Regions from separate parts of the Mus musculus genome. Here regions 1, 2, 3, 5 and 6 are each linked to region 4. The links are chromatin loops, found by intact Hi-C in ENCODE. Cell type or tissue: gastrocnemius. All regions are shown on one strand.

Region 1 (5,000 bases), 250 kb before region 4:
GCATTCCATAGCACAGACAAGTGGTGAGCATTCTCAGTCTTTCCATCTACTGCTCAGCATCTCTCTGCTTCTCACTAACACTTCATGGCACCCCTCACACACTGCACAGTAGCCTGGGACTGGAAGACATTCTGAAATGAACTGGTGCCCTTCGTTTGGTACATGACCTCTCTGCTTCCTGTGCACAGAGTCACAGTGAAGACTGAAACATTCTCACTGCACGACCTCAGCCGTGTTTCCCAACACGCTCAGATTTGGGCAGGAGCCCAGGATCCCCCTTTGCCTCCTCCACAGAACCTCCTTGAGAAGGTGTGCGCATCTCACGTGACACAGGTGCCTCCGCTTCCTTGTGTGCTTTATACGGATGGAACGGTACATGCCATGCAGCTTTTGCCTGGGTTCTTCTCTTCAGCGCCGTCTCTGAGAGACCAAGTGCAGGTTACAGGCTCCTCACTCAGTGCTGAGTGGACTTCATGGCAGGGCCACTCAAGAAATCTGTACTGATTGTGGCAAAAATCTGGACTGCTTCCACTTATGAAGAACACTGTGGTGGATGTCTTGTTTATGGCTTTTGGTGTATGAATGCATGCATAGGCATAAAACCAGAGTGTCCTAGGGTGTATTCAGCTTTAGTTCAAGCTCGGTTGTTCTCTGGGGTGGTTATAGCCATCTGCACCCCACCAGCATGTCCCTGCCTACCCTATAGTGTTGCGATGGCTGTTCATTATCTTCCATTATCCCGGGTTTCACTCAGCTTCTCCTGATGACTGAGGCTGAGCACTTTCCTAAACAGATCCTCCTATGTTGAGTGCAAATGTACTGTACATTTAAAAAATACTCTTAAGTGTGTGTGAGCGTGTAAATGTAGGTCCCTGAGAAGGCCAGAGACAGTGTCAGATGCCCCTGGAGCTGGAGTTATACACAGCTGTGAACTGCTAGACATGGATGCTTGGAGCTGGCCTTAGTTAGGGCTTTACTGCTGCGAACAGACACCATGACCAAGGCAACTCTTAAAGGGCATTTAATCGGGGCTGGCTTACAGGTTCAGAGATTCAGTCCATTATTATCTAGGCAGGAGCATGGCAGCACCCAGGCAGGCGTGGTGCAGGAAGAGCTACGGGTTCTACATCTTCATCTGAAGGCTGCTAGTAGAAAACTGACTTCCAGGCAGCTAGGATGAGGGTCTTAAATCCCACACCCGCAGTGACACACCTACTCCAACAGGGCCACACCTTCTAGTAGAGCCACTCCCTGGGCCGAGCATATGCAAACCATCACAGAGCTGAACTTGGATCTTCTATAACAGCGGTAAGTGCTTTAACTGCTGAGCAGTCTCTCCTGCCCTGGCTACTCATGCCTTTCCGGATTATCTAATGAGCTGTAGATGTTGCCTTTCGTTCTAGATACAAGCCTTTCACTGCCATAGATGTGGCCAATTCCCATTCACAGTCTACTTGTGACTCTCTTAATGTTTTAGTTAACATACACCTTAAACTATATTGAAATCGAAAATGTTAATTTTTTCCTTTATCATCAGTCCTATGTTGTGCTGTATTTAAGCCATTCCAATTCCATAGACATACACCACCCTCTGACATTTCCCAGACATTCATTATTTTACGACAGTTAGGTTCACTATCTACCTGGAGTTAGTTTTTGTATATGGTTTTAATTGGGGTTGAGGATTTTGGTGGAGATAGTCCGCTGGTCTTTCCTTGTTTACCTCTGCTCTGTAATTGAAGGCACAGCTTTGCCATGAAATAGAAGGACTTAAACAGGCCCAGGAAAACCATGCCAAAGACCTCAGGTTTCCAACCTCCTAGTCTCCTAAATACCTTGACACCACTTGAGCCTGAACATGGAAACGTGAGTCTAGAGACAAAAGGCTTTGTTCTCAATTTCATCACTTCATCAAGACACACAGAATTATTCTCTTCCCCTGACTGGTAAGTTACAGACATCAGACTGAGGAAATGGCTGTCAAATCATCTCAAAATGAAATGATTGTAATGTCATTTTACAGTACCAGGCACTGCTCATGCTCTTCCTGAAGCCCAATTTTAAAATTTCATTTTAGAAACATCCCAACTTCATTAATTCTACAGCAGCCATTCCAGAGCTGTCAGGACCAACATGGACTGGCTAAGGGAGTTAAACGTCATCAGATCTTGCAGGGTTGGCCTTCAGGTCCTGATGGACAGCAAATACTTCTGAGGGAATGCTGAGTCCCCTGACTTAGCTTCTCATGCCACAGTCTCCTTCCTTCCAGCACCCACATCAGCTCCAAAAAAAGCTGCTCAACAGCCTGTGGGGGGGAAGGCAACTCTCTGACTCGAATGCTGGCTCTACTGATAAATCACAGTCCAGTGTGCATTTCTTTGCACTACGTTTAATGCTGTTTGTTTTAAGACCTGTTTTCCTTCATGGGAAACACACTGACACCATACGTCATCTCTTTTCACTCCCCCATCTATTGGCTCCCGAGAACATGGTCCTATCAGTTTGCAGGCATCAACCCAGACTTCTGGGTTTCCACATCCCTAAGACATGAATGTTCAAATACCTCCCAAATGAATACTCCATCCACATTTCACCAAACACAAATGACCCAGACCTCAGATTTATCCAGAGTCTAACCCAGAGGTGGGCCTGGGATCCCAGCCTCTGTAATGGTGTGAAGGGTCTCTTCTTTTCCTTCCACAAAACCTTAAGCAAAGAGTGGGGAGGAGATGCAGAGCAGTGGAGTCCTGATAAAGCAGTGATGGTAAAGACTGAGACTAAGGACTGAGAGATGCCAGGTCTGTTCCTCTTCCCTCTGCAGACCGTGGCAACACCATCAGGGGTTATAGGCACAGATGGAGGGACAGACCCACATACGGCGAGGCAGGCTCTTTGGCAAGTCTGGAGTCCACTATCATTAACATCTACACTTTAGTCGTTTTCCACCAGCAGGGGTCAGTCTCAGTCATCCCAAAGAACCAGGAGGGACTCGACACAGTCACACTCTGGAATACAGTGGTTGACTAACACTGAACAAGCTCCTGCCCACCTTGTCCTCTTTAGTCACCTCAGTACTGTGTTTCAATATTTACAGGACTTGGTCACTTGGTATTCCAGTAGGGACTTAGACTAAGCAAAATCAGTGGCCATGCTAAGCCCAGCCTTCCTCTCCCTTGGTACTCACCTCTCACAGGAAAATGGTTGGCTTTCCCACCTTTTGCACATGAAGTCTAGAGCACATACTCGCTTGCAGTGGGAACGGTTTAAACACTATCTGGCCGTTGTATTTTCTAATATTTCCACCGAGCTTTCAGTTGTCTATGTGATAAACATTTTTCTTTCTAAATTATTAATCACCTCCCTCCCCCAAACATACCCTTTCAGTGTTCCTGGAAAGCTTCAAGAGGCTCCTGGCTGATGGACTTTGAGTCCTTGGAATCGCTGTGACATGGTGGTGCCCCAGTGCTGAACAAGGGTGTCACAAGATTAATTCTGATGATCAGGTGATTAAAAAAGGATGCTCGTCTGATGCATGAAATTTCACATTGGTAGGGCACAGTTTTATTTATCTAAGTCACCTTTTCCTTTAGAAAAAAATCCTCATGCTAGGGTGATGGCTCAGTTGGTAAGGTGTTTGCCTTGCAAGTATGAGAACCAACATTCACAAGTTTGATCCCCAGCACCTATGTGAGATAAAGAGTCTGTTGTGGTCTTGAGTGCCTGTCGTCCCAGTTCTGGAGATGCAAAAGTGGGCTTGCTGGGGCTCACCTGCCAGCCAGGCTAGCTAACCAGTGAACTCCAGGTTCAGTGAGAGACGCTGTCTTGAAATAGGAGGTAGAGAGTGATAACAGATAGAAGACACCCAACATTGACCTCTGACTCCCATACACACATTCACAGACAGACAGACAGACAGACAGGCAGACACACCCCTCCACTAATCAGGGTCCATCAAATATAGCATTCAGGAGGCAAAAAGGTCTCATTACCCAAAAGGAAGATCATTTCTACAAATAACATCTTTCTTTTTCACAGACCTTCCTTCCAAGTGATTTTTTTCACTAAGTCATGGCATGCTGATCTAAATAGAAATTATATTCTCTGTGTCCTTCTACTACACACATATAAATATTCCCAAGGCTAGTGGTATCTACCCCTTTCTTGCCTCTGCACCAAAACAACCTCAGTAGAGAGTAAAGTGAGGGAGGCTGGGCCCATCTATCCCTTAACTGGGACGAGACCACTCTGTGAGGAAGGGATCCAGTCTGCCAGTAAATGTAAATGGAGGGGTGGATGTAAGGCTGCATGCTACCAGGGTAGTCAGAAGTGGTCCAGAAGCCAAGGCATCCAAGGACCAGGACACCCTGTCCCACCTGTTTGCTCTTTTACCCTCAGCTGCACAGATGCAAGCATCTTCAGCATCAGCCAACAGTGGCAGGTCAGGTGACTTAGCTGAGGGCTCTTCTTCCAGCTCCAGTATCTTATCGCTCACTAGTGTGATCAGTAAGCCGCTTCAGGGTGGGGGCTGTGCTACTCAAGGTCTAGTTTCCAGGGCAGTTTCAGAAAACATTAAAAATGCATAGGCTTGGTGGATAGAAGAGTGGGCGATCAGCAAGGCTGAGCAGGAGACAGCAAACAGGTTCCTGGAGTGTCTATGTTCTGCTGTGCCTTGTACCAAAGGAGGGGAGCAGAGAACGTGGAATTGGAGATCCCAAGAGCTCTAACTAGTTAGTGTGTTTTATCAGCATGATCTCAGTGCATCCTCTCTACTGTTTAACATGTGCAGTCATTAGAGACCCACAGAAGTATCAGCCCCATGCAGAGAGAGACCTCGGAGCTTGAAGGAGGAGCTACCCATGGGTATTTCCAGTTCTCAGCTATAGCAGGGGCTCTCTAGACGGGACCCCCCACGTTAAAACTGAGAAGCGACCATTGATATTTTGGCTTAAGACTTGCACTGGAGTCAACTAGAACTCAGCAAGAGGCGAGGTGGGTGTGCC
Region 2 (5,000 bases), 370 kb before region 4:
GAGGGAAGTCAGGAGTCCTGGTTGCTATATATTCTGGGGGCATGCAAAGCAGTGCAAAGTGTTATATTGCGCCATTTGCTTCTCGGTAACCTCCCTGCTTCATCTCTGGGCCTCCGGGTCCAGAGCACAAGCTCCACAGGGGGTAGGGCTGCTTGTTGTGGCCACTGCTGGAGCCCTACTTACTGAACAAAAGAAAAGACATGCAATTTAGTTTGTGACGCAGGGACTGTGTGTGCTCTACCCAAAGACATACATGGACCAGATGAAAAGGCCACAGAGACTCTGTGGACACTCTGGTCACAGTCCTGTTTTGTGTCATCTTTGGGCAGATGAACTGCCCTGATAGAGCGCATAGGGGCTCTTCCAGCCATCCTGGGATTTTTTTCCTTGGCTCCTAAAAGCTTCACCCGCAGATGATTCTGTTTGCCAAGATCCTAGAATCAACAGTTTAAATATGAAAAAAAATTCCATCTAATTATCCGATGAATAGTAACATGGTGCATATAGCTGCAAGTGCTCATTTAGTTTCCTTTTTTTTTTTTTTTTTAATTAGACAGAGTGACTTTTGATGTCTTGTGGGGAGGGAGGCTGAAACCACAGCTTGTTAATTCCTTCTAGAACACAGAGATTGCCTGGGTGGGATGGAATTCCAAAGCTATAATCCCAGCACTTGGGAAGCAGACCTTGAGTTTAAGAGCAGTTTGAGCTACATAAAAAGACCCCCTCCTCAAAAGTTTAAACACCACCAAAACAGAATCAAGCATGGATAGATAAACTTGTCTAAGTCTTGGCCCACAGGCCACACTCCAGCCAAGGACAGCTGTGAATGAAGCCCAAGGTATTACAGATTCAGTGTCCTGTCAAAGGTTGGACCCCACTGCTCTAGATTCTGCAAGAGGCCCCCGAGACATGCTGGCTTCTGAGAGAACTAACAATTGTGCTGGGCTTCAGCAAGTGACAAGCCAGTACTGAGCTTGTGTTCAGCTCAAAGTTGAAAGAATGCATGAGAACAGGGCAGACTGCTGTCAGCCTGTCACCCCTAGGCACTGAGGGAAGGGTTGCCACTTTCACAGGTATAGACCTGAACACAGACCTGAACACAGAACCACGAACACAGAACTATGTACCCATCTAAGGTTAGGCCAGAGACTTCCATTTAAACACAGCCTGGAAGTTGCCATGAAATCCCAGCATCTTTCCGACTCTATCTGCTACAGGCTTCTTCCTGTTGTAATATCGGCAAAATGCTCAACACATGAGCAAACACCATCTGAGGAAATCCAGGAAATTAAGCCAAAAGATGCGCAAAGGAAAGGCTGGGATGTAATTCACGCAGGGGTTCTGTCTAAGCGTGGGGCTCGGAGGGGTGGCACCTGCCACCCAAACCACTGAGGGTGTCTCCTCCTGCTCTGAGGCTGCATGGCTTGGGCTAGTCCTCCACTGTCAAGCCCAGTTCTCCTGGCAGGGAGATAGTGACAGACAACGCACTGTCTCAGTCTCTAGGAGAAATGCTTCACTTTTGGCCCCAAGCCCTCCAGCCCACGATGTTTACCTAGATATTTAACTTGGAACCGGTGGCCTTTAAAAGGAGGAGGTGGACCCATTGCTCAGAGAAACAGGAAGTTAGCTCACCAGAAAGCCATGGAAATGAAGCACCAAAGTGGGTCAGTTTTTCTGGATGAATAAGGTGGTTTCAGATTAGAGCTACTTCGAGTGACACACCTGGGGAGCCCCAACAAAGTTCCTCTCTCGGCTGTGTCCTAGGCGCATGGGTCTAAACAGTGACCATGAATGACACACTTGAGACTTGGGGTGTGAGAGTCAGTTAAGCACAGCAGGTTTCTGCCCTGCCTGGGAGAGGCACCCAGTGTCCTGAAACTCCTTCTAGAAGAATCCATTCAACACAGGGGTGGGTGACATAGTCTGGAGCTGTGTCCTAGCCAGGGTAGGAGTGGAGGCAGAGAACCAGGCAAGTGACAGACAACAGAAGGCGAAAGGGAGGGAGGGAGGGCCATGCACAGTGAACTTTGACTCTCAAGCTTACATTTGACTTCCTTAAAAGTCTTAAGAACCTCATTTTTCCAGTTTTAAACATGTATTTCTTGTCTCTGCTGTAGTTTTGATTTAATTTTTATTTTTTGTTAATGTCTGAGTGCTCTGTCTGCATATACACCTTTATGCCAGCAGAGGGCATCAGATCGCTTTATAGATGGTGGTGAGCCCCTGTGTGGTTGCTAGGAATTGAACTCAGGACCTCTGGAAAAGTGGTTAAAAGTATTTTTAACCACTGAGCTACCTCACCAGCCCTCTCCTACAGCTTTTAAAGATTTATATTTACATTTGCTTTATCTATATGTGTGTGTGTGCACGTTAACATATAGACGTTATATAACATAGACATAACATATAACATAGCTCTCATAACATAGAGCTGGAGTTACATACAGGCCACTGTGAACTGCCTGATGTGGGTACTGGGAACCGAACTCTGGTCCTCTGGAAGAATAACAAGTGTCCTTAACTGCTGAGTCACTGCCACAGCCCCCTCTCCCGTAGTTTTTGATGGGAGAGGTTGTAGACTGTATCTCACCAGAAAGCTCTTAACTTAGTTGAAAGTACACTTGAAAGTTTGACCTACACTGAACTGTAAGTTTTAATTGGCTGTCAACATTAAAAGAAACCGGAAGACGTGATATAAACAGGTGGGACTTTTGGCTTCTCTTGAGGAGCTGCGGGCACAGCAGCAGGGACTTCCATGTGTGCTGACCAACACCATGTGGCCCTCAGAAACAGGAACCATCTCTTTTATTGTTCTATTTCTGTGTTAACGGGGATAGCCCTCAAGGCTTTGAGAGTGCTAGGCAATTAATTGCTGGACTCCAAGCCATGTCTCCAGCCTGGCTGCTACCTTTAGCTTGGTTCACGCTCAGTGGCTCACCCATCCCATCCCCACCACTCCCTGCCATCGCACCAACCTATGCCAGCGCTGTGTCATCTATCTTAAGTATCCCTGACTCACTTCAAGCACTCACGTTCCCAGAAGCCAGGAAACCTGGCAGCCTGGCCTTAAGTATTACCACTGACATCTACATTCACCAGATGTCATCAGCTTGATGATGGAAATAATTTGAACAATTTTCTGTTTTACATCCTTTGGAATTCAGTCCATCTGATATACACCTCCTTTTAAAGGGCAACAACGTGAACGTGATCAGGCTAAAAATCTCTCTCTCTCTCTCTCTCTCTCTCTCTCTCTCTCTCCCCCTTCCCCCCCCCCCCCTCTGCATGTTACTTTAGGAATTCCTGAGATTTCCAGGGACTACTTTATAGTCTGCAGTGAAACGATTACCAGTTATACAGACCTTGAAGGCTACTAAATAATGTGATCAAATAGCCAGATGCTAAGCACTTAGAGAAATAGAAAGCATCAGAGATGGTGGTGGGGGTCCTGAGGGGTTTAGAGAGAAGAACGTTCACTGTGAGCTGAGGCAGATAGGAAGCAGTAGAGGATAAGAAGAAGAGGGGAAGCAGAGAGAGGAAGGGGAAGAGGGCAGATGAACCCAGGACAGAAGGCAAACACACAAACCCACTTAGGAGGAGAGCAGGAGGCTGCCTTGCCTAAATGACGTCTGGAGAGAAAATAAAAAAATAAAGAGAATTCTAAACAGGAGCGTCTGCTGGAGCTCACGCCACAGAAGAAAATCCGTTCAATTTTGCTTTCTATAGGGAAAGTAAAAAAAAATTTCAATAGGGAAAATTTTTTTCCCAGATACTTGAGTGGTAGCTCATTATAGGCAAGTTGTTCTCTAGGGAGTCTCTCTTGGAAGTATGCAGGCGTTCTCTGTGAAAGGGGGGTGCACTCTCAACCTTGCCGTCGCCCCAGTGATATATAAACCATTTTCTTATGTGGAAACCAGCCATGCTTTCACCTCTACGCCATTTCCAACCTTCAGTCTCCAAAGGACCAGGGACACAGAATGCCAACAGCTTGCAAATGAAAGAGGTTACATAGGACATTCATGTTCTACTGTGAAGCAAACAAGAATTAGCAGGAAAATTGCTTTGGGCTTCCCAGTGGTGTCGCAAGAATTGGGTCCTCCCCGAACATGCAGGGAAGACAGTTTCCTGCCCAGGGCTTTATGGGAGTCCTCACCTCAAACTTCTGCCTGAGTTCCATGTTGCCTTCTTCATCTCCTTCTGGAATGGGCACATTGTAGTATTCGCCCTCTTCTTGGTTGAGCAGTTTATACCTTTGAGGACAGGGGGAGAAGGGAGGGTAAGGGCCGTGAGCAGCTCTTTTCCTTCAGCCTCTGGTCAGGCTGTTGGAGAGATGCCTCTACAGAATCCATGGCCAGAGCCCACTGCCCAGCGGGTGGGGAGGTGCGGGGGGGGGGGGGGGCGGGACTATAGCTCCTGGCTTCTCTCAGCCACCTGGGATATGGCAACATGCTGGGTCTCATGGCTTCCTTACCATCCACTGGCCGGCATCTTCATTAGCTCTGAGACACCAAAGGAAAGGGATCCCATGAAGTCATTCCGAGTCGTCCGATCCCAGTCCCAGATTTCTACAGACAGTCGCCGGTCTTTGTCTGAAGGTTTTAATTTGCTACAAAGACAAACGCATATGCAATACAGTCAGACATCTCAGTCATGGCAGCCTGGGAGATACCAACATGCCCACAGTCTGTGCCTGGAATAGTATCCCCAGTTTCCTTCCTGTGTCAACAGGACAGCAGCCTTGCGTCCTAGCTAGCTGCTCTAAAAGCTCTCTCTAGATCAGGAAGCAACGCTGACCCCTGACAGCTCACTCTGACTTATCTAAAGAAAATTTGTATTAGAGAACAGCTTTGAAACATAAAAGTGAAGTTTCATTAGAACACATCCTTGGCTATTTGTTTATATATAATCTATGGCTGCTGTGGCAGCAGAGACTACATGACTCGCAATGTCTAAAACACAGACTTTCTGCCCTTTGCTGAACAGAGCTCAGTGGCTTCTCT
Region 3 (5,000 bases), 240 kb before region 4:
AGTGTTCTTCCAACTGGTTCCTGCCACACTTGAAGCTTCAGTCCAGGCCTTCTCCAGGCTGTCCAGGATAGACCTTGGTAATTGCTACTCTTCCTACCTCCACAGAGGAAGGAAGAAGCACTGGCTGCCATCTTGGCCAAAGTACTGAAGACAGGGGTCACCAGTGTTTGTAGGCAGTAGTAGGGCAAGGAAGACCTACAGGTACCTAGTGTCTCATTTTACTTAGAACTTGTTTTATTCCTGTAAAGCATACAGGAAACTTGGTATTTTAATTGTTTTCAAGTGCACAGCTCTGGGCCCCGGGCATGTTCACATTGCTCTATAAACATCACCACCATCCATCTCTGTATCCTTTCATTGCCCCAAACTGAAATGTTGTACCATTGAAACACTAATTTATTTCTCAATCCTCCAGGGCCCTAGCAACTACTCCTAACTACTCTTAAGTGTACCATGATGAAAGCCACACAGCAGGTGTCCTTTTGTGACTTGGTTTTCCATCTAGCATTTGCCCTCAAGGACCACTCATCTTGTGCCATCGTTAGATTTTTGTGTTAGGGAGCATGTGCCTATGGTATATGTGTGTACACACGTATGTGCAGGTGCTCATACATGCATGCCTATATGAGGACAGACAGAGAAGGATGTCAGGTATTTGGCTCCATCACTCTCTGCATATTTCTTCGAGCTAGGGCCTCTTGTTGAACCTGAAGCTTGGCTCCTGTTTCTGGTTTCCCCTACTTCTGCACATCACTGGGTTTACAGATACTTAAGTGCGCATGACAGTGTTTTTATGTGGGTACAGCTGCAAACACTCTAATCCACTGAGTCAACTTTCTTGATCCATGTGCCAGAATTAATGTCTGGGTGAGACTTCTCTGCATGAGCAGACCTCATTTTGTTTGTCCATTTACTTGTCTGTGGCCACCTGGCTTGCTCCTACCTTTTGTCTGCTGTCAGCAGAGTATCTCTTGGGTTTCTCCTTTCCCCTCTTTCAGACTTGGAGGTGGAATTTCACATTCTTTTTCTCCTCCTCTTTCTCCTTTTGTGCTGGAGTTTAAGCTCAGGGCTTTCCGTAACCCTGGAAAGCCCCCATACTCCTGCATCTTCCTTTTAAGAGGCACTGCCCCTTAGTATGAATGACACACTCAAAATCACAAGGCAAAGACATTCTGCTTAGACTAGGGGACAGTCATTTTAGGCGACACCATTGAAATGTGGGGCTAGCCAGGCATGGTGGCATATTCCTGAATGGTCAGCACTGGAAGACTAAGGCAGTTTGAATCCAGAGTAAGTCTCTGTCTCAAACACACACAACACACACAGATACACAGATACACAGACACACACACATACACACAGACACACACACATACACACACATATACACAGACACACACAACACACACATACACATACAGACACACAGACACACACACATACACACACATACACACAGACACACACAGACACACACAGACACACACAACACACACATACACATACAGACACACAGACATGCAACAGACACACACATGGCACACACATATACACAGACATGCAACAGACACACACATAGCACACACATACACACACACATATACACACACATACACACACACACACACACACACACACATCAGAAGTGGGCTAACCCAGCTTTAAGGGTCAAAAGTGACTCTGCCTGTTGACTTAAAGCAGTGCTGAACCCCCACCCTGTCAGTTCCACACTAGGACACAGAGGATGACAGTCTACATGCATTAAGATACCCTGTGTGTCTGCTGAGTTCTGTACTTCAATTCCTGTTCAGTTCCTAACCACACGGTCTCTCACTAATCTTGACTGAATTAAGATGAACATGAAGATGCTCTTCCCTGAGCATCTACCCTGCTCCCTCCCCACCAGATTGATCGTGTCAGTTTAATGTAACAGAATTAAAAAATCATGCAAAATGGTATGTTTTGTGAACAATAGTTCCTCTGAATCTCAGACAGTCATTTGTTCACCAAACCCCAGCAGGCTGCAGCTGAGTTGACATTAAAAGGAAAAATTCCAGGAAAAACCTGGGGAGGGGGAGAGAAGTAAGCAGAGAGGGAGGACACACAGACCTAATCAAGGCAACTGACCTGGGCCACCTGGTGATCTCTACTCCATTCAGGTCGGCACCCCCCACTGGTGAGGACTGAGACTGCAGCAGGGCTTGCCCAGCTAAATGACAAGCAAGGGCTTTGCAAAATTCAGAATAATGAATGAAAAATGTCCTAGGAGAGGCTGGTAACATCTCTAAGACTCCAGGTTATCTGAATGTGTAGAGTGGCCTTCAAATTTGGGAAGAAACACATCTCTGAATGAAGTGCCTGGCTTACAAACTTCTGTCTTCGTGCCTCATCTCCTTTGATCCACTCATCACATCAGCACTCAGAGACAGACTGCTATTGTTCCCAGCTAACAGGTAAGGCAATTGAGGCTCTGGGAGACTCAGTGGCTTGCAGCCAACTCAAGACCACAGAGTCCTGGTCCAGAGCCTTTCCTGTCTGACTGCTCTGCCTCCCAACTCAGCAAAGCTCACATGTAACCTACCCCTTCTCACTAACACGCTGGTGGCAGGCTTGAAAAACACTCTTGCTTTCCTAAGTGGACTAGGCTTTAGGATCCGTCAGGATTGGCCTCTGTTTTAATTCCTATTTTCCATTTTAAACCACATTCTTCCTTGCTTGTTTTCCTGATCTCTGAGCTCAGCGAAATCCTCCTGGACGGGGTTTTTGCAGCCCTGTCTGGATCATTTTAACTCTCCCTGGCACACAGAATGTCAAAACTTCTGCAGGTCAAGAGAGGGAAGGAGGGAGGGAGGGAGGAAGGGAGGGAGGGAGGGAGGAAGGGAGGGAGGGAGGGAGGGACAGAGAGAGAGAGAGAGAGAGAGAGAGAGAGATCATTCAATTCTGCCAAGTGCACTCAACAATTTCTAAGGCTTGATCCAATGTTGGTCTGGAGAAAGCATTGTTTCTGCAGAGAAGCCAACATCCCACACTAAGCCTTCAGCTCCAACCTGCACCCCGAATTGTTGGCACAGACACCCCAGCTTGCTCATCTGTATGCTCAAGGCTCCTGTGGGCTGCATGACAGCTCAGTGCTGATTAAAGAAAAGGTGCAAGTGACACTGGAAGATGCTATAAATAGAGAATTCCGAAATCTATCTGCCCTAGTGGCCAGGACTCATTAGATCTGAAACTGTTTGGCTTTTCACTGGAGAGACAGGAGCCCAATTACCACAGTGCACATACAAAGGAAATTATCTGGGCGACATTGAGATTCCACTTGTAAGCTGTTTACTTGAAATAGTCCTGGGGTTTTGATGGGCTTAATCCTTAAATACATTGATTCTGAAAGGATTTTTAAAACTTGGACCCTACAGGATTTAATGAAGACCTATGAAAGTATCACTCAAAACTCTCTGTAAACGTGGCAGGCTTCTCCCAAGCCCAGCTGTTCAGGCATGCTATGTGTCTTTGTATGAGCCTGTAACTCTCTGAGTCTGTTGTTGTTGTTGTTGTTGTTGTTCCAAGATAAGATGCTAGAGGGCTTCTATGGCTCAGCCTCTCTCTGACCATCTCTGAGTCACAGATTCCTCTACTCAGATCTCCCATGTCCCATGGCAGAAGCTGAGACAGATACAAGAATGTGAATCAACTGGAATGCGGCCCCCAAGCCTGGAGGACAGGCACTACACCTGTTTAAATGCCAAATATAGGGCACTGTCATGGAGAGACTCCCGCTCAGAGTTCTTGGGGCTTTCTCTTCTCACAATCCCTGCTGCACTGTGCCCCGAGTGGACCTATATGCCCAGCCTTCACTACATCAGCCTCAGACACTAATTACAGAGCAGGTTCATCCCAAGGGTTGCTGTGCTGAGCCACCCAGAAGCTGAGGTGACTACTCAGGACATGAGGCTGCTCCTTCCCACAGACCTTTCTGTTCTGCCATGCTTCATGTTTTACACTCAGTGTGGCCTCTGTCATCCGTGACTCAAGCGATAGCACGTGGCAACGGCTAGTCTCAGACCCTCATGCCCACTGGGTACTTTGTCCCCTCTTCTGACAACTGGCTCCCCTCTACCATTCAGTCTGAATAAATCGCTCAGCACTCATCAAACCCACTCACCACTCTCTGCTGCCCAGCTCACCTGTCTCAGCCTGCACCTTGCTCTCTTTGCCCACGATAGTCCTTTTCTCTGCATTACTCTCTGTTTCTGTCTAGACTGAGTCTATACATATCCTGAAGAGTCTCGGGGTAAAATTTCCATCCTAGCAAAGTCATCCCTCAAGATCTAAAAGAAGAGAGGCCCCTCTTTTCTCCCTATCTACCTGGGAATTTGCTTGTTTTGTTGTTATTTTTCCTACCTCACATCCAGAATTACTTTAGATAAAAATGTTTGTGTTGGGCTGTGGCTATAACTCAACTAATACCTAGCACGTGGAGCTCTGAGTTTGATCCCCAGCACTGTATAAAACTGGGTTTAGTGGCACTGTCCCCTGAGAGTATAATCCCAGCACTTTAGAGGTAGACACAGGAGGATCAGAAATTCAAGGTAATACTTGGCTACACAGCAAGTTTGAAGACAACATTGGATACATAAGACCCTGTCTGGGAAAAACAAAAGCCGTCATTTGGGTACGTGTTCACTATCAGTTTCTTCAACTAGAGCAACCTCCCAGGACGGAAAGACCACTAGTGTCCTGGTGCCTTCAGAGTGCTCTTTATATAGTTGTCTGTATATACCTGGTGCATGGATGAACCATTAGCCTTGTTCCCAGATCTATCAGTTTGGGGTTCTATCATGTTCTGTAAGGATTCCTGAATATGCAGCTGTTGTCATATTGGCAAGAGTTCTGATGTTCCTAAATATGGGTTTTATTTAGAGGCAGCAGATGCATCATGAGGCACCCCAGGTACCAGTAGCATCTGGACTGCTCAGGAATGATAGCCTGGCCCTGAGTGGCAG
Region 4 (5,000 bases):
GCATGGCGTGTGCTTCTAATTCAAGTGCTTGGACAATGGCGACAGGTGGTTACCAACATCTTATTGGCTACCCAGTTGTACTGGCTGGTTCTGTGAGACAACTTGACATGAGCTGGAGTCATCAGAGAGAAAGGAGCCTCAGCTGAGGAAATGCCTCCATGAGATGCAGCTATAGAGCATTTAGTGATCAGTGGGGAAGGCACAGCCCATTGTAAGTGGTGCCATCTCCAAGCTGGTTGTCCTGGGTTCTATAAAAAAGCAAACTGAGCAAGCTGGGGGAAGCAAACCAGCAAGCAGCACCTCACCCAACTCCATTCTCCTGAGTGCTGCATCAGTTCCTGCCTCCAGATTCCATCCTTGCTTGAGTTTCTGTTCTGCCCTTCTTCAATAGCGGACCATGATCTGGAAGCATAAGTCAAATAACTCCTTTCCTCCTCAACTTGCTTTTTGGTCATGATGATGCTTCATCACAGCAATAGAAACAGTAACGAGAACAGCAATCTGACCTAATGGGCACATCTCAGGTTAACAAGAGACCCTGTCTCAAAACAAAACAAAACAAAACAAAAACAAACAAACAAACAAACAAAACAAAACAATGGCACAGTGCATGCAGAATGGCATCTGAAGTTGTTTTCTGGCTTCCAAAGGCACATACAAGTGTATTCATAGCTACACGTGCAAGAATACACACACACACACACACACACACACACACACACACACATCTTTAAAAATCAGATTGCTTGAGCTTACTCCAAAAGTTTCTGATGCAGTAGAAATAGGTTGGTGCCTGTGTGGAACCTGCATTTCTAGGCTACCTTGGTCATGTGCCTGATGTTCACGTTGGGTGGCCGGACTGCTAGGAACCACTGATCCATGACACGGGATAGATTAAGATACAGATCTCTGCTTGTCCACTCAGTAATTGTGCTACTTTGTGGTCAACCATAGCTTCCTTCTCTGAAACATGCATGAAACATTTTTTTTTTCTGTCTTTCTTGAGACAGAGTCTCACTGCTACAGCCCTGGCGGGGCTGGAACTCTCTGTGTAGACCAGGATGAACTTGAACTCAAGAGGTCCGCCTGCCTCTGCCTCCGCCTCCCCAGCGCTGGGACTGAGAGTGTGCACCACCATACCCTGCTATCTTTATTGTAATAAACATTGTCTGAGATGGCAAGTGAGGACCACCTAGCACTTAGTAGGTCCTCATAAAGCTTAATTTACTGCTTTGTGGCTGGGCCCTTTGCTGTTCAGCTTCTAGAGCGTTTGTGTCTTAGAGAACTAAAGCAGGTAGATGATTTTGTCCCTAGAGTTAAGTGCATCTAGGCTTGGAGGCTTTATGAGACATCTGTCACTTGCTCAGGGATAGTAATAAATACACTCTGTAGCTGTGACTATTGATCCAGGGACTTCCTTAACTTCTTACCTGTATGCTGTTTAAGAGAATGATGCATTGATTAAAAACTACCCTCTTCAACTGCTGACTAAAACAGGTTTTACAAGTGAAAATTATATTGAATATATATAGTGAATATGTCTCTGTGTATGTATGTGTGTGTGTGTGTGTGTGTGTGTGTGTGTGTGTGTGTGTCTGTCCCTGGGTCTTTTCTCCATTAGTGATAGGTAGGATATGAGTATCTATCTGTACTCACATCTTAAAGTCTATTCATGAGTTGCAAAGCAGGTATAACTCTAATTGCATCTCTTCTGTTTAAGCAGCACGTTCTCTGGGGAGGGGGAGATCGCCATCTTTCTGCTGTGAAATTGGTTTGCTGGTTTTCTGCCAAACGGAAGTCTTGCCACAGTAAATACATTCACTTTAATTATTCATTTCTATTTGCTTGAAGAAACATTCTTACATGATACGCATACGTCCGTGCATTTCCTTGTTGCAGCAACATGAATTAAATAAGCCGCTTTCACAAGTAGACCAACTCCAAGGGATTTCTCGCTAACTTGTTTTCTCTATGCTCTTCGCACTTCCTCCTCTCAGCTGAAGAAAAGGTAGAGCCTGGTAACCCGGAAGATGTCAGGAACAAGACAGGAGGATCTTTCCAGTGCTCCTTCAAGTAACTGAGAGAAACTGCACTGTCAGGCATTACCGTTTTCGTCCTTAGCCAGCTTCACTGACTGACTGCATAACCCAGTGAGGTTGTGAGTCTTACATTCATCAGTAAGGCTTCACAGCATACATAGCGGGGGCTGTTCTGCCATCTGGTGTTCACCGCGGGAAACGCGCCCGAGACATCACGAGTTAACTAGCCAGTATTTGTCTTATAAGTTAGTGATAAGTGTGAAGTTGTCAGAGGCTCAGCTAAAGGCAATCCCAGAATCTCTGCCAAATTCCAAGAGAAGGCAATGCAAGGCTATACATCAAAATGAAAACTGTGCGCTCACTTGGTTGCGATTCCTTTTCTATGAATTTGTCTTGTGCATATTTTTATACAGGCATGTATGGTTGGGTGTGGCTCAGAGGACAAGCTCACGTGTTCTCAGGCACCATCTACTTCAGTTTTAAAAACAGGACAGGTCTCTCACTGGCTTAGAACTTGCCTACTAGGCTAGTGTAACTGACCAGCACTCCCCGGGAATCCTGTCTCTGCTTCCCAGTGCTGGGACCACAACCATGTACCACCAAACCTAGCTTTTTAATTTTAATGTTAATTTTCTTTATGAATGTGGGTTATGAAGATGAAACTCAGTTCCTCATACCCATTCTATCAAGAATTTTGCTCACGGGGCCAACTCTCCAGCCCAAAATGTTACATTACAGACCTTGGCTGACTTTCTATTCACTGGAAATCTTCCTCCAAGTATCCAGAGAGTGACACAATGCACAGCCCGTGTCTTACAAGAACACTTGACTCCTATGAGCACCATTTGTAATTCCTGTGTAATGAGTTTTGTAAATTCCAAGCCCATTGTGACTTAAAAACTATCAACCCGGCCGCCATTTTGAAACCTCAGAACACATCATAAAGAATGCCCAAACCTCAAAACAAATCAGCCTCCTATAGATTTGATTTTCTTTGTCCTTGATATGGATGATATTATTATTAGTTACCAATATCATGTAGCCAACATTTAAAATATGGACATTTCACAATCTTTTTTTTTCTCCTTTTAATTATTGTCCCTGAGAAGGGCTGTTAGGTAGGAATACCGAGAATGAAAGGGGTCTGTACAGCCACTGCCTTGCCTGGCATCATTAGAGGCACATGAATATGCACTCAGATATGAATGGTTACATGACCATGGATAATGATAGCCTTTAGGAATGGAAAAGTTCTGGGGGCCAGCAGTACCTTTACATACATGACAGCAGGTGCTGTCTACATTGGGCAGGGACCTCCCTTGTGCTGAGACCCCTTCAGTCTTAAAAAGGACTCCTATTTTCCAATCATAACGAGCTGCCTAGAATTAAAAGATGGAAAGAAACTTGACACGTCTGAGGACAAGATGAAGAGATGGGAGGAATAAGCATTCCTTTAATGAGACCATACTGTGTGTACTCATCTGTGCTGACTTAAAACTCAGAAAGGCCAATTCTCTCTTCCTCCTCCTCCTCCTCCTCCTCCTCCTCCTCCTCCTCCTCCTCCTCCCGTCTCCCATCACAGGAGCCGCTGAGACTCCAGGCATGCCTGCCTGTTCTTGCCTTCCCTAACTCTAATATTATTCCATTCCCTTCTGTGTCTATCTTAGTTAGGGATTTACTGTTGTGAACAGACACCATAACCAAGGCAGCTCTTATAAAGAACAACATTTAATTGGGACTGGCTTACAGGTTCAGAGGTTCACTCCATTATCATCGAGGCGGGAGCATGGCAGCGTCCAGGCAGGCATGGTGCAGGAGGAGCTGAGAATTCTACATCTCATTCCTAAGACTGGCTTCCAGGGAGCTAGGATGAGGGTCTTAAAGCCCACACCCACAATGACACACTTCTTCCAACAAGGCCACACTTATTAGTGCCACTCCCTGGACCAAGCATATTCAAACCATCACAGTGACTTTAAAAAAAATAATTTATCCACAAGACCAAGAACCTGCAAAAGAGACTCTGTGCCCTTTAGTGACACTCTGGTCAGTTTTAAATGTATGATTATGATTCAAATACTGTAAAACAAGGGTGTGAGATTTTTATGCTTATCAAAAAAAAGAGAAACTTTATAAAAGCATCTCAAGTGTTATCATCTATGTGTGGAAGAAGGGAGAGTGAGGGACAGAGGAATTTCTCCGTCCCTCACTCACCCAGTGTGTGGGGCTCTTCTCTCTGCCTGCCCACCTGAAGATGAGTACTAAATATTGAACTATTTTGAGTTGCTTAAAAATCTGAGTTGGAAGAGATTAAAGAACTTTCCTGTGTGGTAGTCCTCATCTTTTAACTCAGGCTTAGAACCCAGAGGTAGCTGGGGCCTTGAGGGATGTGACCACGGAATTAGCATTAGTCATGTAGGGGAGGAAAAAGAATTTTCTCTCTAACCCTTTATCATTCTTAATTGGGACTTTCTGGGTAGATTAGCAAGGGAAACCAGAAGTTGATTAACGTGTACATCTCACAAACACACGGAGGAATCTCAGAGAGGTTAATCTATCTCCAGTAAATGAATCTCAAAAGAAAAAAGTTAAAACTCCGGGCTTAATACCACCCCTCTTCTGAGACAAAAAAAAAAAAAAAAAAAAAAAAAGAAAAGAAAAGAAAAGAAAAGAAAAGTGTGGAAGAGAGGCATGGAAGAGACAGACGTGTAAGAAGGTCTCTGTGAATCAAACATCAGGTTCGTGAGGCAGACTTAGACCATGTCTGGTTCAGTGTCCAGTGTCTCTAGTGATATAGGCACCCCTTCCTGGTACAGAAGAGAAGACACTAGAAAACAGACTGACCTTTACATTGTATATAAAAGTCCCCTTACGAAAGGTGATGCTGTGTCATAGTTTCTCAAAGTAACCAGTTTACATAATCCATCGTGGCTTGAATTCTCTCCAATACTACTATATGGG
Region 5 (5,000 bases), 350 kb before region 4:
TTAAAGTAGTAAGGCACCCTAAAACTCCCTGAGACGCTCTCCTTCTCTCTCTCTCTCTCTCTCTCTCTCTCTCTCTCTCTCTGTGTGTGTGTGTGTGTGTGTGTGCAGAGTGTAGAGGACAGCCTTGGCTGTTGGTCCTTACATGCCATAAACCCTGCCATCTTGAGACAGGGTTTCTCATTGGCCTGGAGCTCACAAAATAAGCTAGGCTGGCTGGCCAGTGAGTCCCAGGGATCCGATTGTATCAACCCCACCTCCACCCCCATCCCAGCACTGAGACTATAAGCACATCCTCTTCCCCCCCCCCCCCACCACAACCTTTTTTAATCCTGAAGGTTCTGGGGGATTGAATTCAGGTCTTCATGCTTGCATGCTGTCACCCCAGCTCATTCTGTGTCTCCTTAAATCACAAATGTCTTAATATTTTTTTTTTCGAGACAGGGTTTCTCTGTGTAGCCCTGGCTGTCCTGGAACTCACTTTGTAGACCAGGCTGGCCTCGAACTCAGAAATCCACCTGCCTCTGCCTACAAATGTCTTAATATAAATTTATATTCTCTATGGCATTTGAAGACACTCTTAGGCCCTAGCGGAAAGATATCTGTAGACTTCACAGACCAACTCTCTCAGGACAGTGACAGCTGACTTCTCTCTTCACATTGGGACACTGCAGATTGTCATCCCTGTAGAACACGTTATCCTCCCAGGCTGGTCTCCCTCTGCCTGGCAGATGGGAAGAGTCTTACACTATGATCTGAACGCTTGTGATTCCCCACCCAATTAATATGCTCTAATTTCTAGTCCCCAGGTGAAGGTACTAAGAGGTAGAGTCCAGAGAGGTGATTAGGTCAGGAGAATGGGCCCCTCATGGATGAGATTTGTGCCCGTATAAAGTAGGTTTTAGGGAGCTTGCTAGCTTTTCCCACCGTGTGAGGACCCAATGAGAAGGCATTATTTCAGGATCAGGAAATGGGTTCCCCATGGGTACAGCAGCTGCCAGTTTCTTGAACTTGATCTTCCCAGCCTGAGTCCCACATTCCTGTTGTCTATCAGCTACAGTACCATGTGACAGAGGCCTGAGTGGAGCAAAGCCACCAGGGAGTTGAGAGTGACCTAGACAGTGTGGAACAAGAACCTGCTGGGGCTTGATATTGGGTAAGAACTGCAAATGAGGGTGCTGGTCCAGGGTGGTCACGTCATATTCTCCTTAGTGTGAATGTGAGTCCTCCATGAACTGGCACCCAAGAGCAGTCAACTCTGTCCAGATAGAGGCAAGTGATTCTTTCTTCAAGCAAGTGACAAGGTAGAGTTGACACTCTGTAGAGGAATGCATTGGACTGTGTGATGTGAGGCAGGAAGAGATGACATCCTCCTCTCGGGAGCAGGGTACCACTGAGAGATTTCTCATCAACACTCCAGTGGCACTTGGACTCTGTGTCTAGAGGTCTGATCTTGAAACTAATAATAGTCTAATAGCCAGAGTATCCCACCATTCACTTCAACAAATACTTTTTATTTGCTTTTTATTTTTATTTTGTGTTTTTTTTGAGACATAAGCTTGCTACATAGCCTAGGCTGGCCTTGAACCCGCCATCGTCATACTCTGCCTTCCCATGGCTAGGTTTACAAGCAGGTACAAACACATCATGCTGTAGTCTTCAGCATGCTCCATCCTCTGATTTACCAAGCCAATAGTGGTATAACTTCAGAGCCGACACTGGTTTCAACTGACTGGTTAAGGAAGTCAAATATCTTATTCCACTCAACCTGTCACATGCAGGACTGACACATGATTCCCAAAGACTCACGGGTTACTCTCCTCTCGACTGTTTTGAACACCTACCACCGAGCATAGCAGCATGGGGAAGTTATCTGCCACACACACGGGTCTCCATACAACCTTTGCCCTGTGATTCTGGGTTCATGCTGTCCCATCCCTGGGCACACCCTATCTGGAACACAACCCTGTTCTCTGGCTTTCCAGCCTCCTGCTAGCCCTGTCTATCAGATCTCCACAGGCTGACAGAAACACGGGGACAGGGACAAAACACTTCCTCCCCAGGCATCTCCCCAGGGTCAACACAGGGCAAGGCAAAAGCCACGCAGGCCAGATTCTTGGATTCTGACAGGAGCTGGAGTGGGCAAGGCCTTTCGAGGCTCTCACTTTGAGCTGCAGTTCACAGAGTGTCCATTTGGAGGGACTCCAACACAAGGGAAAAACCAAACAGGCCTTTTTCCAAGGAGACTCAATTCAGGCCAAAAGGAGCCAAGTGCTTTCCCAGAAGACATCAAATGATTTGAAGAGTCTCAGAGTGCTCAAAGACTAAGGGACATAAAATGTATTGTTAGTTTTCAGGAAGAAAATATGCCATGCAGGGCCATTTGCTCCACATTTCTAGGGCAACCATTACACATGGAGCTTTGCTGGGTTTCACCCAATGAGATGCAAAGGCATCTTCAGCAAAGAACAATTGTAGATGAGGCATCAACAAATGAGACGTGGGTCACTTGGAGGGTCTTGGCTGTCTGGCTTGCTGCATTTGCTCTAATCACACTGCACCAAGCTTGCGGATGCTGTCTGTGGTCACGAGCACGGACTCTGATTTGATCTCATTTGTGCTAATAAACAATGACTCACAAATTCTATGATCTTAGTTTCCTTATGGCCAGAGTCAAGGGCAAGAAGAGCGAGCAACACTGAGAATATACCCACCTTGTGTGACCACAAACCTGAATTCAAGGACTTAAGAAGTACATTGTTTAAAAACACATTCACTGAATGTTCTGCTGTCTAAACCCACTACTTTGTCACAAGGGTGGCTTTCTGCCCCAGTAAATCCAGTGTCCCCAAATGGTGAGTCAGCAACTACTCAATCAAAGTCAGCTAAAGAATTTAATGAGCGTGGTATGCACAGTCAGTTCATGCTCCCTCCTTCCTTCCCTCCCTCCCCCTCTCTCTTCCCCTCCCTCCCTCTCTCTCTTCCCCTCCCTCCCCCTCTCTTCCCCTCCCCCCCTCTCTCTCTTCCCCTCTCTTCTCCTTTCGTCCTACTCTGTCTCCTTTCTTCAACTTTGAGACATAGTCTTACTGTATAGCCCTGTTTCCCTTTTAATATAGCCTCCTCTTGCATACACTAAGTACTCCAATAACACGTATGTTATCTGCTAATATTCTATAATTCCAAAGTAGATGACTGTGAAAAATATTTGCTAGTTGTGGGAGACAGATAAGATCTGCATATAAACATAGGGAGGCATTGATTTTAAGAAATAATTACTTCTCATTGTAGGGACAATGCATAGTCATCATAAAATAATTTAAATGCACAAAGTATAAAGGCAAAGATTAAAGGCAATTGCACTTCCACCAAAACAGAGGATTGATGCTGACATACTGTTATGCTGATTGACAATTGCTCTCCTGTAAAGACATCTATAGTATAATATTGATTGTTTGATTATAATGTTGGGGATAAAGCCCAGGGTCTTGTATATGCTAGGTAAGCACATTATCATTGAGCCATATCTCTAGCCTGTAATATTTATTTTTATAGAATTCACATAACTTTATGGTAGTTAAAAATTCCTTCTTAATAAAAGTTACCAAAGTAATTTTTAAAAAGCATTTTTTAATGCCCAGCATTCTATTTTGTAGCAAAGACTTTAAAATAAGTTCAGTTTGTACATTTACATGGTTTAAAAATTCCTCATCTTTGTATATAACAACTGATTGTCTTCATACATAAATTTCTGCTTTTCTTCTTGGGCTGCATTCTTAGAAGGAGAGTAAAAGATATAAAAACCCTTGCCAAACTGCTCCCCCCAAAGTTGTATCAAAGTCCTACCAAAAATCATATTAAAGATAAAGTGAGAAAAATAAAGAGTAACATTGTAAGTTTGATTTTTTTTTTTTTTGAGGCTTAACAGTCTTTATAGCTATTGGGCCATGTGAATTTCTTTTTCTCTGACTTAATTCTCAATTCCTTTAGGGTAGTAAACAGGTTTCTTACTGGCTAGAGGGAATGTTTGGATGCACATGACAGTGGTCCTTCTCCCTGTTTGCCACGCTCTGTGTTTAGATTTAATTCCGTAGGCTTCTAGAAACACAAAGGAGTCTATCTTTTCACACAGTCAAAGCTACCAACATGTTTTCTTTCCTTTCTTCCATTTCTTTTAGGCTTAGGAAATCCTTGCCCTCCGTGAAGGTAGTTAAGTATTCGCCTGTGTTTTCTTTCATTATTTTGTTTCCTTTTTTTAATAATTAACTTCCAGATGCACTTGAAATTTATTTTGGTGTAAAGCACGAGGGGAGATCTCATTTATTTATTTATTTTTCTTCCAAACGTTTAGACAATTTTCCCAACAACGTCTGTGGAATGAACCACACCTTCTCTCTAGTCCTGGAAGCCTCTGTTTATTTATAAGCAGGCTCCAATTTCAGGGTATCTGCTTTATCACATTCAATTCCCTGTTAGTCCCTGCAGCAGCCAACATTCTAAACTGTTTCAAGTTTCCAAGGTATTTTAGAACCATCCACATGTCCCACACTGTGCTTCTCAGAGCAGCTCTCTGTCCACTGTCGAAAAATCTCTGCACTTCTGTACTCATGGATCTGTGTTGGTTGCAACTCTTCATTGCTGTGACAAAATTCCTGACCAGAGCATTTACTTTTGCTCATTGGTTTAGGGTACAGTCCATCACGGTGGTGAAGTCTTGGAGGCAGAGCCAGAGGCAGCTGGCCACATGGTATCTGCATCCAGGAAGCAGAGGGAGATAAATGCGGTGCGGCTCACGTTCTCCTTTTTCTTTGGCTCAGGACACTGCTTTTCTCTTTAGTTTTGGAGACAGTCTCTCACTGAAGCTGGGCTCACTGATTTGACCCGGCTGATTGGCTATCTCCTACCCACATGTCTCTGTTGACCCAGCTGATTGGCTACCCCCTACCCACACGTCTCTGCGTCCCCAGTGCTGGGCTAACAGGAGTGAGTCGTTCGTTGTGCCAGGC
Region 6 (5,000 bases), 520 kb before region 4:
GGGCGTTCCACTCCATACCCACGCAAGTCAGGAGCCAGCCTGCAAGAGTCTGTTCTCTCCTTCTAATGGGTCAGGTCCGGGAATCCAACTTAGATTCAGGCTTGGCAGCAAGTCTCTTTACCTGATGAATCATATCACTAGCAGATTTTTCTTTCAAGTGAAATGTATTTAAGCAATTTGTTTGTACAGAAATGTTAATTTAAAAAATGGTGCTTCTATGCTGCAAGAATATACGGCATTTATTTGATACATAGATACATAACTCACCTTCTGGAACCACAGGTTCCTGCCTCAGACTGAAACCTCAGACTGAAACCTCAGGCTGAAACCATCAGAGAGGGCAATTGTGTCCTTACTTTAACATGTAGACGTTCTCCTTGTCAGTATCCCCTGATGATACAGTGTAACAGCCATTTGCATAGTATTTACATCATACTAGATGTTAGTAACCTAGCAATGAATAGAGAACGTTAAAGGATGTATGTAGGTTATATGCAAATACGACCCCGTTTTGCATAAGGGATTTGAGCATCTGGTTCTTGGCACCCAAGAGAGCACCACCATCAATTCCATTCCAACACTGAGGGAGCATGCATGTGTAGCTGGAGATTTTTATTTATTAACAGCATGTAGGTTTTGTTTCGCTCTTTGTTCTTCGTAGCTTAAGAACACTCAGCTAAAGCGGTCTTGAAATTATAGATATAATATTTTAACGCTTTGAGAGTTTCACACAATGCGATTGGATCGTATTTACCTCACACAGCTCTCCCTAACTTCTCGACTCATCCACCCATCCCCCAACACCTCCCAACGTCATGGTCCTTCCCCTCTTTTTCTTTAATTACTATTGTCACATATATACATGCATAACAATACATCAATCCCACCCACTCAATCCGCTTAGTCTCGTTTTGCGTATATGTTTTTGATGGATGACCACTTGGCGTCTGATAACCAACCAGAGGTCTCGTCTCTGTGGAGGACTGATTCCCCCTTTCTTAGCAGTCACTGATTGCCTGTAGCTCTTCATCTAGGGGTGGATCTTTGTGAGATTTCCCTCACACATGTAAGTGTGTCAACCAGTATGATTGCTCGGGTCTTGTTTAGGAAGCCATGTTGTTGAAATCTCAGGGGTTGCAGCTTCCTTGTCCCGTACAGAAGACAACCTTACAGTAGATGTCCTTGTCCCCTCCCCCTCTTCTGTAAGATTCCCTGAGCCTCTGGAGTTGTGTATTGAGGCTGGGCAACACGAAGTCACCTGCTCTCTGCATTTTGAGCAATGTGGCTTCCTGTAATGGTCTCTGTCTGCTGCAAAAAGAAGCGTTTCTGCTGTGTGAGTGAAAGCCACCCTTACCTGTGGACGTAAGGATCAGTGGTTAGCAAGCAGTTAGGAGTTACACTGGTTTAGGCGAGAGGTAGTAGTATGTCCTCTAGGTTCCTTGGCCACGTTACGTTAGCCATGAGTAGTTGGCTTAGGTTTACAGTGTCAGACATAAATTTCTTCCTCTCACGGGTGTCTCAGGTCCAGTCAGACAGGGGAGTTCATGTTGCTGAAGATACCACACGCTTTGGATACAGGACTGTGTTGACACATTCTCAGAAGCCTCCTGCCCGAGGACTGTCTTTCAATAGTATTGGAAGGTGCCATGCAAGCTGCCCAGAGAGAAAAGCAATCAATAGCCCTATACCTACCTCTCTGTGATGCTTACAAACCACAATGATCGGCACAGCAAGGTACCCACAAATGTGCAATATTGATATTTATATTTTGGTCTTAACCAACTGATAAGGTGCTGATTGATTGATTTATTTATCAATCTATCTGTTTATCTATCTATTTATCATCTATCTATCTATCTATCTATCTATCATCTATCTATCGTCTGATCTTTCTTCTTTCTTTCTTTCTTTCTTTCTTTCTTTCTTTCTTTCTTTCTTTCTTTCCTTTCTTTCTTTCTTTTTTTTTGAGATGAGCCTAGCTATTAGTATATGTAGACAAAGCTGGCCTTGAACTCCTGACTGCTCTCTCCACCTCAAGTTCTAGCATTAAAGGTGTGCATCACCATGCCTATTCTGGGTGTGTCTTTTTCTTTTTTTAAAGGAACTTCATGCCTCCTGTATATATATATATATATATATATATATATATATATATATATATATATATATATATATTAGGCCAGGAACATGAACCAATATATTTGTGCCTTTTATAATGTGAGTTTTTTCCATTCTCGTTTCATATATATATATATTTTTCTTCACTTCCATTTCAAATGCTATCCACAAATCCACCTATACCCTTCCCGCGCCCTGCTCTCCAGCCCACCCACTCCGTCTTCCTGGCCCTATGCCTCCTGTATATTGTGGCTGTTGAATGTACCCAAGTTCTGAATTTCTGTAGGCTTAGTTCCATGCAGTTGCTAGAGCTGGCCACTAGATGGAGCGTCTCCCTTTGCTTCTATGCAGGCTCCCGGCACTTTTTTTCTGCACATTAGGTCACCACTTTCTAGACTTAATCAAACCTTTATTGTTGATAGGTCCCATGAATGTTCCCCAACATTCGGGTCTCAACTGAAATGTCACTTCCTCAGAGAGACTTTTCCTGGTTCTCCTGATCCGAGTTTATCTCTGTGACTGACGACACTATGGCAGGTGTGTAATGTTGGCTCAGCGCCCCAAGCTCCCTACAAGGGACAATCAAAGATTCTGGTCCACAGTAGGGACTCAAGAAGAATGCATTGATTGTGGGGACAGGAAGATCTTTTAGTGACAGTGCAGATGCAGAGTCAGGTGGAGGTGCTCAAATCTGACTTCAAGCATCTCTCAGCATCCTCTCTTCCCCACCAGCCAGGGGGGCTGGGGTAAGAAATATGGAGTGTCCAAGATTCTGTGTTTTTATGCATGCAATGAGGAAAATGGTCACTATTCTGTCAGGTCATCTGTGTGTATGTATGTGTGTATGAATTCAAGTGTGTGTGTGTGTGTCTGCAGAAGCGAATGTGTGTGGGCAACTGTCTACATGAGCATGTGAGTGTGTGCATGTGTGTGCATGAGCAAATGTGTGTGGTCACACTGTGTGTATGTGTGTATGAGTGAATGTGTGTAGGCACATGTCTGTATGAGTGTGTGTGTGTATGAGTGTGTATAAGTGCGGGTGCGAATGAGCAGATGTGTGTGAACACAAGTGTGTCTGAGCGTGTAGGTCTGAAGGTGATGTTGAGTGTTTTCATGGCTCCCTCTGCACCTTAGCCACTGAGGTGGAATCTCTTAATTATTGAACCCAGTGCTCACCAATATGACTAATCTAGCTAATTAGCTTGCTCCTGGAATCTTTTGTCTCAGCCTTCCAAGGACTGGGATTACAGGCAGGCCTCCATGTCTACCCGACATTCAAATGTGTGCCGGGGAACTGGAACGCCAGTCCTCACACTTGGAGACAAGCACTTTAGTTTATCTGCCCAATGCCAGCTTTGCCTCACTTGCCTGGAACTCACTGTTTCGGTGATGTTGGCTGTCCACCGAGCCTGCAGCTCTGCTTGTCTCTACTTCTCCAGCACGGGGACTGCAGGCACATACCACTCTGTTAGCTTTCTTCTTCCTCCTCCTCTTCTTCTTCCTCCTCTTCCTCTTCGTCCTCCTCCTCCTTTAAACTCAGGCCCTCATGCTTACAAAGTATGCTTCTATAGCCACCCTCTCTGGCCATTCTGAACATTTACTGTGAGACAACTTACACAGAGTACGCAGTGCAACACCTGTCACGTGGTGGCACTCAGCCAGCACAAGTGGCTTCCCAACCTTTCTGGAGAGTAAGTTGAAACAAACACAGAATGCACACACTAAAAACTTGACCTAGGGCTGGAGAGATGGCTCAGTGGTTCAGAGCACAAGCTGCTCTTCCAGAGGTCCTGGGTTCAATTCCCAGCAACCACATGGAGGATCCTAACTGCCTGAACTCCAGTTTCAGGGGATCCAATACTGCCTTCTTGCCTCTGTGGGTACCAGGCATGCAACTGGTGCATAGACATACATGCAGACAAAACACCCCACAAATTAAATACATAAATAAAAAATAACCTTTTTTCCTTTTGAGAACCCCGCTAAGTATCCAGACATAGATTATTGACTTAGAACACCCAGGCACAGGCAAGACAGACATCTGTCTGTACGAATATGGAGAAGCTATGGCTTGAACATTTCTATGGAAAAATGACTCTCTGAAACACCCTTTACTTCCACTGAAAAAATGCTGAGTAGTGTATACAACTGTTATTTATAGACACGGCCTCACCCCAGAGCCTTTGTATGACCTGTCCCCCAGAAGGAAACTGCCCAAGGCCTTTGCTGAGGCACTCACTCATTCCTCAGAGTTGCTTGGGAATGCCTCTTCCTCAGGGAAGCCCTCCCAGATTACAGAGCCCTCCTCTGACCAGTATCATGAAAGCTTCCTTGCACATCTGTTCCATTTTATTTATGTGATGGTGTGCGTTCCTGCTTGTCTGTAGGTAAACTGCTTGTGTGCAAGCAAAACTCAGAAGGTCAGAAGAGGGTGTTAGAAGCCCTGGAACTGAAGTACAGGCAGTTGTAAGTTGCTTGATGTGGGTATCCTGCAAGAACAGTATACTGTACCCACTCTTAACCTCTGAGCCATCTCTCATGTTCTTTGCTCATTTGTATTTACCTTCTATATGGCTTCCCCATCATTTATCGACTGAACATTCAATAGGAGACAATGGCTGCAAGATGAAGCCACAGTCAGAGAACCCAGAGCAGAGAGATAGCTGTGCTGAAGCAGCGGGCTAGGTATGCTCTGCCCAGAATATGCCAGAACCTGCTAGAAGAGCATCTGTACTCCATGCGTTTCCATGCCAACCAGCTGAGCTCTGGCAAAGGGGTACTTGTTTCCCTAAATGACCCCCCAGGTCAGCTGCAGATGGATCTCTGCTGAGCCAGAAAACCTGTTTTGAAGTTGAGGAGTCCAAATCCATTGAGCTGTTTAG

What was found. Hi-C counts contacts between places; a loop is a spot of excess contacts. Peaks named below come from ENCODE experiments on the same cell type or tissue, not always from the same donor. Only the 100,000 strongest peaks of a DNase experiment are listed, where the experiment ranks them.
Region 1: it touches region 4 in a loop (4-fold over the local background); 34 of 42 quality-filtered maps call a loop at or near these places.
Region 2: a loop joins it to region 4, with 8 times the contacts of the local background. A loop is called at or near these places in 26 of 42 quality-filtered maps.
Region 3: it touches region 4 in a loop (4-fold over the local background); 34 of 42 quality-filtered maps call a loop at or near these places.
Region 5: it touches region 4 in a loop (5-fold over the local background); 37 of 42 quality-filtered maps call a loop at or near these places.
Region 6: a loop joins it to region 4, with 2.5 times the contacts of the local background. A loop is called at or near these places in 13 of 42 quality-filtered maps.

Annotation. Positions count from the first base shown.
Region 1 is chr11:108,125,815-108,130,814 of GRCm38, forward strand. All of the region lies in intron 3 of Prkca (protein kinase C, alpha), which reads right to left. Among named protein-coding and RNA genes, the nearest start is that of Gm51922, 16 kb to the left of the region's middle. In gastrocnemius, a CTCF peak has its summit at 2,950 (motif pointing right); a DNase peak (open chromatin) is centred at 2,932.
Region 2 is chr11:108,008,474-108,013,473 of GRCm38, forward strand. Prkca (protein kinase C, alpha) reads right to left here. Exons shown (of 17, transcript NM_011101.3): 7 at 4,472-4,606; 8 at 4,154-4,250. Among named protein-coding and RNA genes, the nearest start is that of Mir7223, 14 kb to the left of the region's middle. In gastrocnemius, a CTCF peak has its summit at 2,179 (motif pointing right); no DNase peak of the experiment used is centred here.
Region 3 is chr11:108,133,424-108,138,423 of GRCm38, forward strand. The region is part of intron 3 of Prkca (protein kinase C, alpha); the gene reads right to left. Among named protein-coding and RNA genes, the nearest start is that of Gm51922, 23 kb to the left of the region's middle. In gastrocnemius, CTCF peaks have their summits at 2,182 (motif pointing left) and 3,193; no DNase peak of the experiment used is centred here; H3K4me3 peaks cover 508 bases; H3K27ac peaks cover 2,297 bases.
Region 4 is chr11:108,376,071-108,381,070 of GRCm38, forward strand. It overlaps Gm36709 (a long non-coding RNA gene), which reads right to left. Exons shown (of 4, transcript XR_880267.2): 1 at 4,884-5,000. Among named protein-coding and RNA genes, the nearest start is that of Gm36709, 2.6 kb to the right of the region's middle. In gastrocnemius, a CTCF peak has its summit at 2,229 (motif pointing left); DNase peaks (open chromatin) are centred at 1,797 and 2,209; H3K4me3 peaks cover 188 bases; H3K27ac peaks cover 190 bases.
Region 5 is chr11:108,023,740-108,028,739 of GRCm38, forward strand. The region is part of intron 5 of Prkca (protein kinase C, alpha); the gene reads right to left. Among named protein-coding and RNA genes, the nearest start is that of Mir7223, 29 kb to the left of the region's middle. In gastrocnemius, a CTCF peak has its summit at 2,189; DNase peaks (open chromatin) are centred at 2,160 and 4,869; H3K4me3 peaks cover 673 bases; H3K27ac peaks cover 2,504 bases.
Region 6 is chr11:107,857,049-107,862,048 of GRCm38, forward strand. No RefSeq gene overlaps it. Among named protein-coding and RNA genes, the nearest start is that of Cacng5, 56 kb to the right of the region's middle. In gastrocnemius, a CTCF peak has its summit at 2,441 (motif pointing right); DNase peaks (open chromatin) are centred at 2,457, 2,647, 3,791 and 4,877.